2 separate regions of the Homo sapiens genome follow, and region 2 is linked to region 1. Evidence: chromatin contacts called from ENCODE Hi-C or POLR2A ChIA-PET data. All regions are on one chromosome and are shown on one strand. Each heading gives the region's core, a stretch centred on a gene start or an enhancer-like site at or near the end of the contact. The rest is flanking DNA. Distances are from core to core; before and after follow the strand shown. Region 1 has its middle 47 kb from the start of DDX1. Region 2 has its middle 110 kb from the start of MYCNUT.

Region 1 (6,072 bases), core at 1,475-3,974:
CAAAGTATTTCCTAATTTCCCTTGTGATTTCTTCTTTGACTTATTGGTTGTTTAGTAGTATGCTGTTGGTTTTCACATATTTGTAAATTTCCCAAAGTCCTTTCTGTTATTGACTTCTACACATAGGGTCTATCCTGGAGAATGTTCCATGTACACTTGGGAAGGATGTGTATTCTGCTGCTCGTGGGTGGTATGTTCTACAGATGTCTTTTAGGTCTAGTGAGTCCACAGTGTTGGTCACGTCTTCTGTTTTCTTATTGATCTTCCGTTTGGTTGTTCTATCCATTATTGAAAGCAGTGTATTGAAGTCTCCAAGTATTATTGTTCAATTGTTACCTCACCTCTTTGAATCTGTTTCCTTCAAGTAAAATAAATATTCCTGACTTGCAGAGGAGATGGAGTGCAAAGCCCTGAGGCACAGCCTGCCTGCCACCTGTGGATGTTGCTGCTGTGTCTCAGAAAGAATTGACAGAGTGTAGGACAGCAGTGGTGAGGAGATTTCCTTCTAAAGTAACCAGTTGTCCTGGGTTAAGCTAGTACTGCTTCAGCCTGAAAAACACAAACCCTGTTTAAAGAGAAAGACAAGGCTTAGAACCTGTCTACTTCTGTGGCCTAATTTTCAGGATGTGCAGATCTCCTGCCCAAAAAATACAAATTAACTAGCTGACAAATCGTAACTTCTCACCCTAATTATGCTAGCTGGTGTCTAAAATTCCTTCACAAAAGTTTCTCGTGATAATTTACCTGTCCATCCATCTAAACTTCCCTCCAACTCAACAAACATTTACCAAATCACCTTTTCTCAGCCAGATCTGCCTCAGGTACTGAGGATACTGAAACCAGACCTGTCCTAAACACCCTACTCTATCCAGAAAGAGACACTGAGGGAAATTTTATTATGTATTTGTTATTTATTATTTAAGCAGTCAAATAAAATATCGGAACATAAACGCTCTAATAAAAGAAGGAACAAAAGGTTTTGAGGATACAGAAGGGGGAAGTGACCTGCCTCATAAGAGCAAGAAGGGGGTAAAGATGGCTTCCCCAAAAAATGTTAACTGAAAAGAAGCTGCCAACAGTGGCTTGAGTTCCACAACCCTCTCTGCCCCTACCGATCTCCTCAGGTGGGAGGGGGCCCCGGGGAGGAAAAGGAGGAAAACAAGAGGATGTTACACAAAGTGAGTCATCCAGCCTCAAATAACCAAGAGCTGCAAAGGCAGAAAGTTCTTGACTTGGAAGTTTGCCAACTCCAATGCTGCAAAAATAACCGTGATGAATTCACATGTTTCTGTGCAAGTGTCGGTCCACCATAACACTGAATACTCAGCCATAGCAAACTGGAGCTTTGGGCCCATATGCTCAAAATCAGGCTCAGGCTTTGGTCAAGGTTTTCTTGAAGAAGCCAAAACCTGTATTTTCCCATTGAAAACCATCCTGGTCTTCTATCCTGTCCTGGATAGGACCATGGAATAATGATTCCTGCTCAGGGTTAAAAGTCATTAGGTGTTTTTCTGTTTTGGGTCTCAGTATCCACAGAGGAACTTTCATTTCTTCCAGGTTAAGTTGATAGACCCTCCCATTTTATGAAAAGCTAATCATAATATTTGTTGTACACCCACTGTGCACACTGTAGGGAGAGAAAAAGGACATCCAGAAACCCTTCACCGAAGCAGAATTTAACCCACCTGGAAACAGAGAGTGGGAAAAAAAGTCATACAGCAGTTTTTAAAAATTAAGAGCTGCAGGCTGGACACAGTGGCTCACACCTGTAATCCCAACACTTTGAGAGGCCAAGGCAGGAGAATCGCTTGAGCTCCCAGGAGTTTGAGACCAGCCTAGACAACATAGAGAGACCCTGTCTCTACCAAAAATTTTAAAAGTTAGTCTGGGTGTGGTGGCGTGCACCTGTAGTCCTAGCTACTTGGGAGGCTGAGGTGGGAGGGTCACTTGAGCCCAGGAAGTCCAGGCTGCAATAAGCCACGATCGCACCACTGCACTCCGGTCTGAGCAACAGAGTGAGACGCCATCTCAAAAAAAAAAGAAAAAGAAAAAGAAAAACGAAAAAATTTAAAAGCTGCATCATAAAGTATAAGGACGAGACAAAGGGTGATGTACTAGAGGCCTTCCTGGAGAGAGAGCAACAGAGCAGAAATACAGGCTCTGGGGCCTGAAAAACTCAACCTAGGGCCAGGCGTGGTGGTCCACACCTGTAATCCCAATACTTTGGGAAGCTGAGGAGGATGGATCGCCTGAGGTCAGGAGTTCGAGACCAGCCTGGCCAACACAGTGAAACCCCATCTCCACTAAAAATACAAAAAAGTTAGCTGGGCATGGTGGCACATGACTGTAATCCCAGCTACTCGGGAGGCTGAGGCAGGAGAATAGCTTGAACCCGGGAAGCGGAGGTTGCAGTGAGCCAAGATCATGCCATTGCACTTTAGCCTGGGCAACAAGAGCAAAACTCTGTCTCAAAAACAAACAAACAAACAGACAACAAAAAAAACCTCAACCTGGGGTACTTAGACTTCACTATTCTGGGCCTTGGATTCCTTATCTGCAAAAAATGATAGCATTGGCTCTTACATGAGGCAAAATACAAAATAGCTGGCTCATGGCTGGTATTCAAAAGCATGATGTTCTCATGCCCCCACAAGAGAGGTGGCAGTGACTCAGGTCCCTAAGGATGGGTGGAATTTTGACAGGCAAGAGAAGGCAGGACTTTGAGCAGCCTTCTTTGAGGCAGGTCTTTAAGCAGCAGGACTGAGCAGGGAGTAGTGGACAAGTGCCTGGATTCTAATTCTGGCTCCACTGCTTCCTAGTCACATGATCTTCAGCAAATCACTAATTTCTTGGTGCATCAGTTTCCTTATCTATGAAAATGGGAACACCAGTAAAATTTGTCTTCTGGGGTTGGTGTGAGGATTGAGTTAGGATGGGTAAACACTTAGAACAGTACCTGATATAGTGAAGGGTCATAAATTTTATCCATTGTTATATATGGAGGGGAATAAGGAGTCCAGATTTGATATGATTTGAGGAGTATGGGAAATAGGACTAGGAAGGTTGGGACTAGATTTTAGAGGGCCCTAAGTGCCCAAATTAGTCTGGACTTAAACACAATCAAGGCCCATCACAGGCTCTTGAATGGGGGTTGACATGGATTAATAACAACTCTTAAATGGTAAAGGCCAAATGGGCTCCTGTCATAGGTATAAATTATACCAGAAGAGGCTGCTCTTGAACAGTGACTAAGCCTTCTCCTGCTCCCACCCAAGAAGCTATTCTTTGGAGAAAAGCAGAAGGCAGAAGGACAGATCAGGTCTGGCTGTTTTTCCACTTAGTATCTCTTAATCCAAAATCCCAAATCTCCCTGTTTGGCTAGCAGGGACATTGTGGAAGACTATCACTTGGGGTGTCCAATCATCACTTATGGTTTTCAAATAAGTAGCCATGAGCTACTATTTGAAGTCATGAGGTTCATTATTTGGTCTGTCTAAGCCCACACATCCTGCCCTCACCCCCACCCAAACCCAACCCCAAGCAGGCAAAGTCAGTTGAAGACCATTCCACAAATCTCCAACATGCTCTTGAAGGGCAACGCCGTAATGCCTAGGATCCACTGTGTAAGTGGCAGAAAGACTAGCAGGCAGCAGTGACTTGTTGACATGATACTTCACCTGATTTCATTCAATCTGGGCTTTCAGAGACAGGCAGAATCAAAGGAAATGACTGAGAAAAAGCATTCCGAGTTCTGGAGATGTTAATGAGCATAGCAATTAGCATAAAGGCAATTTTGACATGTGTGGAAGTTCTTTGTACATAGAAGTCCCCAGTGCTGAGCCCAGGAGCAAGCTGGTGTGGTGGATGTGCAAGTGCTTTGTGACAGGAGAACACACTGGAGCACAAACTGCACGGGGCCAACTCACAGAAAAATAAAACCCTCATGCTCATTTCTTGGCCTTCAGGATCCAGAAAAAAAGACCACAGCCTCTGTCAAATGTAATGGGAAATAATTCCTTTGAATCTGTGATTTGCTCAGATGAAAAAAAAAGGGAGTCGGGTAATCCTTAAGTGACCCCAAGTGGTAAAAATACACCAGCACAGTGTTCTTTGTGGGTATTCCTGTGACACTGGCGCCACCTGGTGCACTCAACTGGGAAATAATGAATCACAACCCCATGAAGGCTGGCGTTGAGGGGCCCCATGCATTTGCGTTATTTTGTAAGTAAGTATTCTCTTGGTGCTGGGTTAACAACAGTGGGAAAATGAATAATAATTTATGGGCAGAAGCACACGATAGAGTTTATTACAACCAATAGAATTAACATCAATATTTTAAGTGAACAGAATTTTATGATATGGGTATAAGCAAGCCAATGTCTCCAAATTGCTAGCCTTTAAGAGCCAAACAAAATACCTCAAGCTTTCAGCCTGTGTGTCTGTAAGTTAGCCAATTCTCTCCCCAATGCACCTAAGGATTCTTGAGAATGCTTACAAAGCCTGATTGCCACTAAGCCTGATTGTCACTCTTCTGAGCTTTAGACTACTACTCCAGAGAAGTTGCTTGTCCCCTCTTACCATTAGGGACCAATTTCCCACAGAACAGGATCCTAATCAGTTCCCACACCCTGTTCCTAGCATTACTTTGTCTAAACACAGAAGAGCTTTCTCTTTCATACGCAAGTCATACTGACAGACCTACTTGCCGACCTAGGTAGCAAACATCTGAAGGTATTAAGAGAATCACAATGTAGAAAAGGAAAATCAAAACTCATTATCAAACAACATTGCTCCAATATTCAACTGACCCTGTCCCTACCGGCCTCTCCTCTCTCTCGACTCCTGTTCTGATCAGGATTTTCTATCTCAGAGTGTCTTCCCCGAGACTCTAATCCACCACAAAAAACTGGAAACCCTTCACACCCAATTATTGCCCTGCAGAGAAACATCCTCTGGCTGCCTCTTCAAAGTCCTACTTTGGCAGCAGCAAATATTTATCCTTAAATTGGGATTCAATTCAAGGAAACACAAAACTAGCAACCAATCACAGTCTTTTCTGGTGAACAGAATGAGTTACCCAGCTGGAGAACAAGATGTGAGGTAAAGTATTGGGTTAAACCAGTGATTTTTAGAGTATAAACTGGTCCTATCTAAAGCAATGGCAATGTTTTAAATAAAAACAAAGTAGCAACGTCTAAAACAGAGAAAAGGCCAAATGGGTTTTGAAAAATTGAAGCATCCTTAAAAAGACTTGCCTCAATCCCCAAAGTGACTATTTTGAAGGGAATTAAACTCACTTGGCTACAGGTGAGTAGCCTCTGAGTAGACTACGGGTGGTGAATAATCTTATCAGTTTCTTGAAAAATTACATATGTTACAATTTCTATCAAAGTGTTTCTCTACAATAATCCCCACTACATAATATTTCAACAAGGGCTCCAGCTTGAGTCTGACTATATGTAACCTTAAGACACATTGGCTTGGATGGGTGCAAAGGACACAAGGATTTGCAATAGGACCAAGAAACATCTAGGGTCAGACTCAGTTTAAGGCAGCTGCTCCCAAGCCTGGCAGCACATTAACATCACTGAGGCCATCTAGGCCCCACTCCAGAGCAATTAAATCAGAATTTCTGGAGGTGAAGTGCAGACACCGGTATTTTCTTTTAAAGTATCCTAGGGGACCTTAATGTGCAGCTGGGGTTAAGAACCACTAAGCTAAGGAAACAGAACTCAAGGTGGACATCTTGGGTCCAAAGGCAGTGAACTAGGAGACATGATTCTAACACAGCAAGCATCTGTCTTTCAGACGTCATTTTAGATCTTAACCAAATCCTCAAGTAAAAGATTGCAGTGAGAATAAAAGCTCTAAGAGTTGTTTCTCTGTAACAGTGTGTCTTGAATTGTGGTTCAAGGTCCATCTGCATGAACACAATTATTTCAGGAATTTGTTAAAATGCAGATTCCTGGTTCCCACCTTATATCTAATGATCTCTGCATGTGATTTAGCTCTAGAAGTCAGTAACTATTGTTGGGATCAAATCCAGGCCTACCTGATGACTTGTCTTTCAAA
Region 2 (6,704 bases), core at 4-2,503, 170 kb before region 1:
CTGTCGGTGCATGTGGCCTCCAATTCATCACAATTTGCACTTGAGACAAAGTGATCTGTCTATCCCGAGTGCACCCTCTCTGCATTCATCACAGCTTCTCCTCCTTCCAGAAATTCAGTCTCATGTTCATCTGCAGGGATACCCCAGGAGTAGCTTGATAATCATCAAGAGCATTCAGCCCAAACCACAACTACCCATCCCAGGCCTATGGAGGGAGACCTCCATGCCCCAAGGGAGGCTGGAAGCCTTAAAACCTCTCTAGGCTGGGTGTGGTGGCTTACAACTATAATCCCAGATACTCAGGAGGCTGAGGAGGGAGGATCACTTGAGCCCGGGAGGTTGATGCTGCAGTGAGCTATGATGGCGCCACTGCACTCCAGCCTGGACAACAGCAAGACCGTGCCTCTAAGAAAAAAAAAAAGAAACAACTACCTCTCCAGCCCACTGCCCCACAGGAATGCGAGGCATCTCCTGGCCTGCCTCCTTCCAGCGGAGGAGGGCCTGCAGGAGGCACAGGCAGCCCATCCAGCCCCTCCAGAGAATCCACGCCTGAGATCAGGGACCTGCTTCCTGGGTGGATCTCAGCCAACTAAGTCAAGGGCGGCTGGACAGTCCATGACTCTACCATATAGACCTAAAAGAAATGTGACTCCGGAGAAGTCATTTCCCAGGAAAATGCATTGAAACTTCCCCTTCCCCCCCACCAGGCTCCTCCTCCGAGGGCATATGGGAGAAAGGAGTGAGGAAAGAAGGGAAGGCCACAGACCTGTCCAGTACCCTAGTGGGAGGTGTCCTGAGACCTTGAATAACCTCCTGTCTTCCCAGGTACCCTCCACCATTATTTGGCAGAATCTGATGATGTGTTCATACCCTAAGCCTTCTCCAGCTCTTTGGAAAACAATTCACGGTTTGATCTCTTCTGCAGACATTTTTTCCCTGGCCTCCTGCTCTGTTCCAGATGTAGGGCCCTGAACTGAAGGCAAAGGCCTTGAGAACAGTGGCCCATGCCCCGGGGAGCTCTCTGTTCCCCCCTCACACCCTCCATCAAGGGCAGAGTCCCAGCCAAGCTTCGGGGCCAGTACATTCTTATCTTGGAAACTTGTAATGTGCTCTCAGGCTCAAAGACTAGCTGGGGTGGGTGGTGGGGGTGCTGGACCCACAGCAGCTATAGACTGACAGGGAAACAATGCCCGACACCGGGCCCTTCCCACATGCCCTGCTGAGGACCGACCTGAGTTTCTGAGGCGCCTCTGCCGGGCCCTGTGTGGAGGGAGGAGGCAGAGAATGGGTGACGGGACCCTGGACAAGCCAAAGCGGTGAGTGGGGCTCACACTGGAACAGGCAGAATTGGTCACTGGGGGGAGTGAGGGGATGGGGAGAGACTGGAATCATATTATTAAAAAGGGATTTCCAGAAGCTTTGCCAAGCATGAAGAATGCAGACTCCCTTCAGACACGGAAGGCAAGATTCTATTGCTTGTAAATTATTGTGGATGCTGGACTGGTGTTTGTGGAGCAGAGACCGGGTCTCAAGGCAGCTTAGCCTTGGTTATATTCAGTCCTAGGCTCTAGGTATAACTAGACGCATCTTATTCTCCCCAACCCGTCACCTGCCACGATGAGCCTCTTAGGGGCAGACTTCGCGTCTTGCTCTGTCTCTGATGCGTCCTCGCCACCGAGGCCCCACGCATGTGTTTTGAGGGAGCATAGGCTGAGAGAAGAGGCCAAGGGAGGGGCTGCAGCCAGGCAGGCTCTGCGAGCTCTTCTCCCGATCATTTCCGTCTTCTCACTGGCCCATAGGTGTCTAACCCCCTAGCACATGCTAGAGCTCTGTCTTAAGAGATGACTTGGAAAGACAGATGGGGAGGGAGGAGATGGGGAACCCAGTAGGCACTGATATGACTGTCCCAAACTCCTCAACACTGGCCCTCGGTGGGGCTGAGCCACGAGGAGCAAGAGGGCAAGAGGGCAAGAGGAAAGAGGAGGGCAGGAGGCAGGAGGTGAAGGAGAGAGGAAGACCGGGGAAGAGGAGAGGGAATGTCACACGCAGAGAGGAGGAAGAGGAGAGGCGGAGGGATGAGGAAGGCCCAGGAGAGGCAGAATGAGGCAGAAGGCACGGCCCAGGGCCCCGCTCCTTATTTCATTGGCCAAATACGCAAGAGCTTTCAACACGGCTGCTACTTGAGGCAGCATTTCCTCCAACTCTCTTTCTTGTTTTGAGGCAGAGACCAGGCTGTCTCCCCACCCACCTCATCAGCATTCCAGGTGATCTGTAAGAGGAGGCCGCTGGGAGGACCCTGGGTGGGACAGGACTCCCAGGTGACTCCCACCGCCTCCTGCGGGGTACCCACTAGCTTCCCTCTCTCTGGTTAGGAGACAGCTGGAGCCGCGTTCTGAGGAGGGCTGGAGGCCCACTTCTCCAACAAAGCAGCGATTTCCCCTAGCACCATCTAGCCTCCTCCCCAAAGTCCTCGGGGAAGGGCAATTTGTGGAAACGGAGCTGCTGGGTAATAGATTTCTCTGTCAACATGATGACTGAAAGAAAGGGCGAAGTAATTAGCAGTAATGCACTTCAATTACGGCTCCGCCTCCCATCCCCCACCCAACCCCAGCTCCCTTCCCCATTTAATTTTCATCTAAAACAAAACAGTTGCCACAGACCCAAAGCTAAAAACAGAAATCCCTTTCAGCTCCCGGCAAATTAGCAGGAATGTCTTATTATGGAAGCGGTGGGCGAACTTATTCCAGAGCAATACAGGAAGCAGGACTCCCGGCCGGTATCCCTTGCCTTGCAACCCCACTCTCAATGCTCCCAGCAATTAACCTTGTCCCTCCAGGCCCCAGATCACCCTCCCCTCACAGGCCTGGCTCAGCCTCTTTCAAAGCCCTTGCCTGAGGAATTCTGTCAAAAATCAGTAGCACCTTAGAGGAGGCCCGAGGTCAGGGGACTTCCTTGCTACACAGGAAGGCGTGTTCTATCAGAAAAGGGAAATGTTCTCAGACCCTCAGATCTTGGGCGACTAAAAATAAACTAATAGGCCTTAAATTAACTTTTTCTTTCTTTTCCCCGACCTCCTAGCCCCTACTTTCCACCAAGACTTTTCAACTTGAAGGAAAAGCATTTATTATCTGAGAGTGACACACAGGAAATTAGACTTATAAATTGTGCTTAAAATGTTATAGTTTCCAACTTTCTTTAATGCTAATCTTAATGCTAATAGGTTGTGAGATATGTGTTTTGACTTGAGAGATTCTTTTTTTCTTTTCTAATTAATTCTCGGCTACACCACATGAAACATTTGTGGTGGAGGAGTTCCAGGAGTTTGCACGCAGTTGGAGAGAGGGACTCCTGTCGGAGCTCAAAACGGCCATTTTCCTATAGAAGCTTCCAGAAAAATCCTTCTTGGCTAGTGTAAATTTAGTCCATCCGGAAAGCCAAAGCACTCGCTCGCCATTGGAAAATGCAAAATAAAGGATTTGTGTTATCCTGGCGTTCCGATCCCCAGGTTACCTCTACAGCCTGATATTCCACAGTTCTCTAAGGGTCCTTTCTGTTCAGTTAGAAAACCGCCTGCCCGATGTTTCCCAAGCGCACCAGGCTCGCCCACCACATCAGCGCCGCTCCCCCTGCTGGAATCCCATCGCGGCTTCTTGGCTTCCACGTGGGTTCTTACAACCGCGGTCGTGCTGAGCTTGTGCTGCACTGGCTCCCCGCTGTGCTTCAGCATAGCTGTTAGTGAGGAGGGTTCATACTTGCGGTCGGAAACACTCTCCCAAGGGCAGGACTGATACGTCTGGTCCGACAGCCACCCCTAGTCCTGCCATGGGAAGGCGGCCTCGTGGCTGGAGGGAGTGGAAAGGCTTCTAGGCCTCATTAGGTTCGCACTGTTCACCATGGCTGGAGAGGACGGTGACGTGTGGGAGGAGTGTGTTCCCATGGTTTTCCAGGTGAGCTCAAAGACCTTCTGTGAGGTTGGGTTTATGGACTGGGGAGCCAGACTGAGCCCTCACAGCTGACACGGAAAAAAAAAATGGGGGGGGGGCGGGTAGCATTCTCTTATCTTCAGAAATGAAAAGAAAATACATGAACTCTACCCGTGGGAGAGGTTGGCAAATTCTTCCCTAAGCCACTTCCCTCTCCTGCCAGGCACACGGTTACACTCTCTTTCCCAGCCTCCCTTACAGGACGTAAGTTCTCTCCCAGCTATAGTCATGGGACTGAGCCTGTCCCGTAGAACATGAGGAAACAGGATGTATGTCACCAGCAGCCCCGGCCCATGAAGCCTCCTGTGTGGCCCAATGCTCTTTCTCTTCCCTCAGCTCCCCTGCCTCGCCTGGTGGAGGTGGAGGACCCCGTGGAGCACTCCAAGGCCCTAGAGGAGGGCAGAGCCTCTAGACCAGTGGCCTCCGACTGGGGACCATCTTGCCACCCAGGGAACGTTGGCGATGTCTGGAGACGTTTTTCGGTGTCACAACTAAGGGGTGTGTGTGTTACTGGCATCTAGTGTGTAGAGGCCAGGATGCTCTAGATCAGCAGTCCCAACCTTTTCAGCACCAGGGACCAGTTTTGTGGAAGGCAATTTTTCCACCGACTAGGGGTGGGTGGGGGTGGGGATGGTGGTAGGGGGATGGTTTCTGGATGAAACTGTTCCACCTCAGATCATCGGACATTCATTAGATTCTCATAATTATCACACAGTCTACATCCCTCACATGCACAGTTCACAATAGGGTTATCGGTCCTAGGAGAATCTAATGCCGCCACTGATCTGAGAGGAGGCAGAGCTCAGGCGGTAATGCTCACCCACCACTCACCTGCTGCTGTGTGGCCTGGTTCCTAACAGGCCCCAAATCGGTACCAGCCTGCGGCCTGGGGGTTGAGAACCCCTGCTCTAGACAACCTAGAGCACAGGACAGCCCCCACAACAAAGAATTACCTGGTTCCCAAGTGTCACCATGCCATGGCTGAGAGCCTCTACTCTAAATAGAAGGACCGTGGGTCTCTGAATAACTGTGTGGTTCTCTGCCAAGCTGCACTGCACTGTGATAGAAGCAAGAAATAGATCTTATCAGTGAAGCCCCTGAGACCCAGGGGTAGTTTGTTAGAGGAGTCAGTGTGCTGTGAGTACCCTGCTCCCTGACAGTAAATGTACAACGCTGAAACAGAGGCATGTTTGTGCAATACCGGGGGAGCTCTCTACAGGCCACCAAATCAGAACCAATGACCCCTCCTCTGTGCTCAAGAGCACAGTCCAAACCCTTTTAATTCTTACTGTGGCCCAGTGATGGTGTCATCTGTCATTATCAAGCCCACCTTGAAAAAGTCTTGTGTGTCCATAGGTGCCACCTGAAATGAACTGTGAGGTCTTCGATGGCAGGGACTGAGTCTCTTCCAAGTTCAGGTGCATTTAATGAGCTCTTTCAGGACCCTACTCTGTACCACCCTGCTCATAAGCTTCAGTCCTTGCCCTCAAGTTTCCAGCCCAGTGGGAAAGACAGAAGCTTGAAGAGATGTTGGAATCCTAAATGACAAATGCTGTCGTGAAGACGTGAATAAGGCACGATGATCTTACAGTCTGTCGCATGACATTATGGTTTTCTGCCCCCAGGTCTCATCCCTAGAGGCTGGGGTCCTTAGCAACAGCCAATGGAAGTAGTGGAGAGAGCCAAGGAGTTGCTAGACCCACGGACAACACTGTTGAGTTCCATCAACACAAATGACCACCGCGCTCCTCTCCGCTCCATCCCACTGGCCTGCCCTCATCGCAGCTCTCTGCTTCTCATATCTGGATGGCTGTGGTGGGTCTCCTGTCTCCATTCGTGCAGTCAACAAATACTTGTGCAAATATGCCAGATACCGTACCAGGCCCTGGGGATGGAGCATCAACACGAGAGTCCTGTTTTTCTAGTTGCATCTTCACGTGGTTGTGGTCTGGTGGGGTATGGACTAGTAAATAGGCAACGACCATATAGCCAGGTGCAGGCTGCAGTGAGAACATAGATAAGAAACACCTCTTCTAGCTTTGGGGGCCAGAGGACTTCCCAGATGGAAGTGACATCTAAGCTAAGATTTGAAGGAGTGGAATTGGGGAGATAAGGCTGGGGATGTGGGAAGTAAGGGGGAACAGAGAAAAGCATAGGTCTGTGGGCCCCGAGACAGGAGAGAACACTATACCTTTGAGGAACATTGAGTTTGTTGACACACAGAAGACAAAGAAAGTTCAAGAACCTAATTTGAGAGGCAACCTATGCCAGATCATGCAAGGACTGTCTGAGGGCAGTGGAATGGCACTGAAGGCTTTAAACAGGGGAAGAAGACATGATCCTATTTGAGTTCTGGAAGGATCAGTCACACTGACCTCTTGAGAATGGACTGGAGGAGGCAAATCTGGACTTGGTTGTAGTCACTTAGATGGGAGACGATGGTGGCTGCACTATGGTGCTGGAAGTGTCTTCCAGAGAAATGTAGACTAGAGTCTCATCTCTATCTTCAGCCCGCCCATCATCAGCTGCTGGAGAGAGATTTCTTAAACCTGAATCTGATCACATTACTCTCCTGCTCCACAGTCTTCAGTAGCCCCCATCGCCTATGGGATCACATACAGACTCTGCAGTCAAAGTCCTTCATATGCTGATTCCTTTGTGTCTTTCTGGATTGCATCATCTCTCATTATATCAAACTCAAATCTTGCTCCAGCATACCTA

The links. Hi-C counts contacts between places; a loop is a spot of excess contacts on that map. ChIA-PET counts read pairs that join two places held with the same protein, here RNA polymerase II (POLR2A). Pooled maps may share reads with other maps.
Region 2: a map of dorsolateral prefrontal cortex shows a loop between it and region 1 (2.7-fold over the local background). The contact joins two enhancer-like sites. A Hi-C loop is called at or near these places in 5 of 168 maps with a recorded cell type or tissue (Caco-2, dorsolateral prefrontal cortex, heart right ventricle and 1 more) and 7 of 50 pooled maps. POLR2A ChIA-PET finds 5 or more read pairs at or near these places in 2 of 52 experiments (H1 and K562).

The regions. Positions count from the first base shown.
Region 1 is chr2:15,635,528-15,641,599 of GRCh38, reverse strand. No RefSeq gene overlaps it. Among named protein-coding and RNA genes, the nearest start is that of DDX1, 47 kb to the right of the region's middle. RefSeq lists a silencer at 5,589-5,789. Within about 2 kb of position 2,724, at least 2 of the 41 ENCODE cell types and tissues checked have a DNase peak (open chromatin) inside an H3K27ac peak, as active enhancers do.
Region 2 is chr2:15,805,347-15,812,050 of GRCh38, reverse strand. No RefSeq gene overlaps it. Among named protein-coding and RNA genes, the nearest start is that of MYCNUT, 110 kb to the left of the region's middle. RefSeq lists enhancers at 613-1,340, 2,069-2,796. Within about 2 kb of position 1,253, at least 2 of the 41 ENCODE cell types and tissues checked have a DNase peak (open chromatin) inside an H3K27ac peak, as active enhancers do.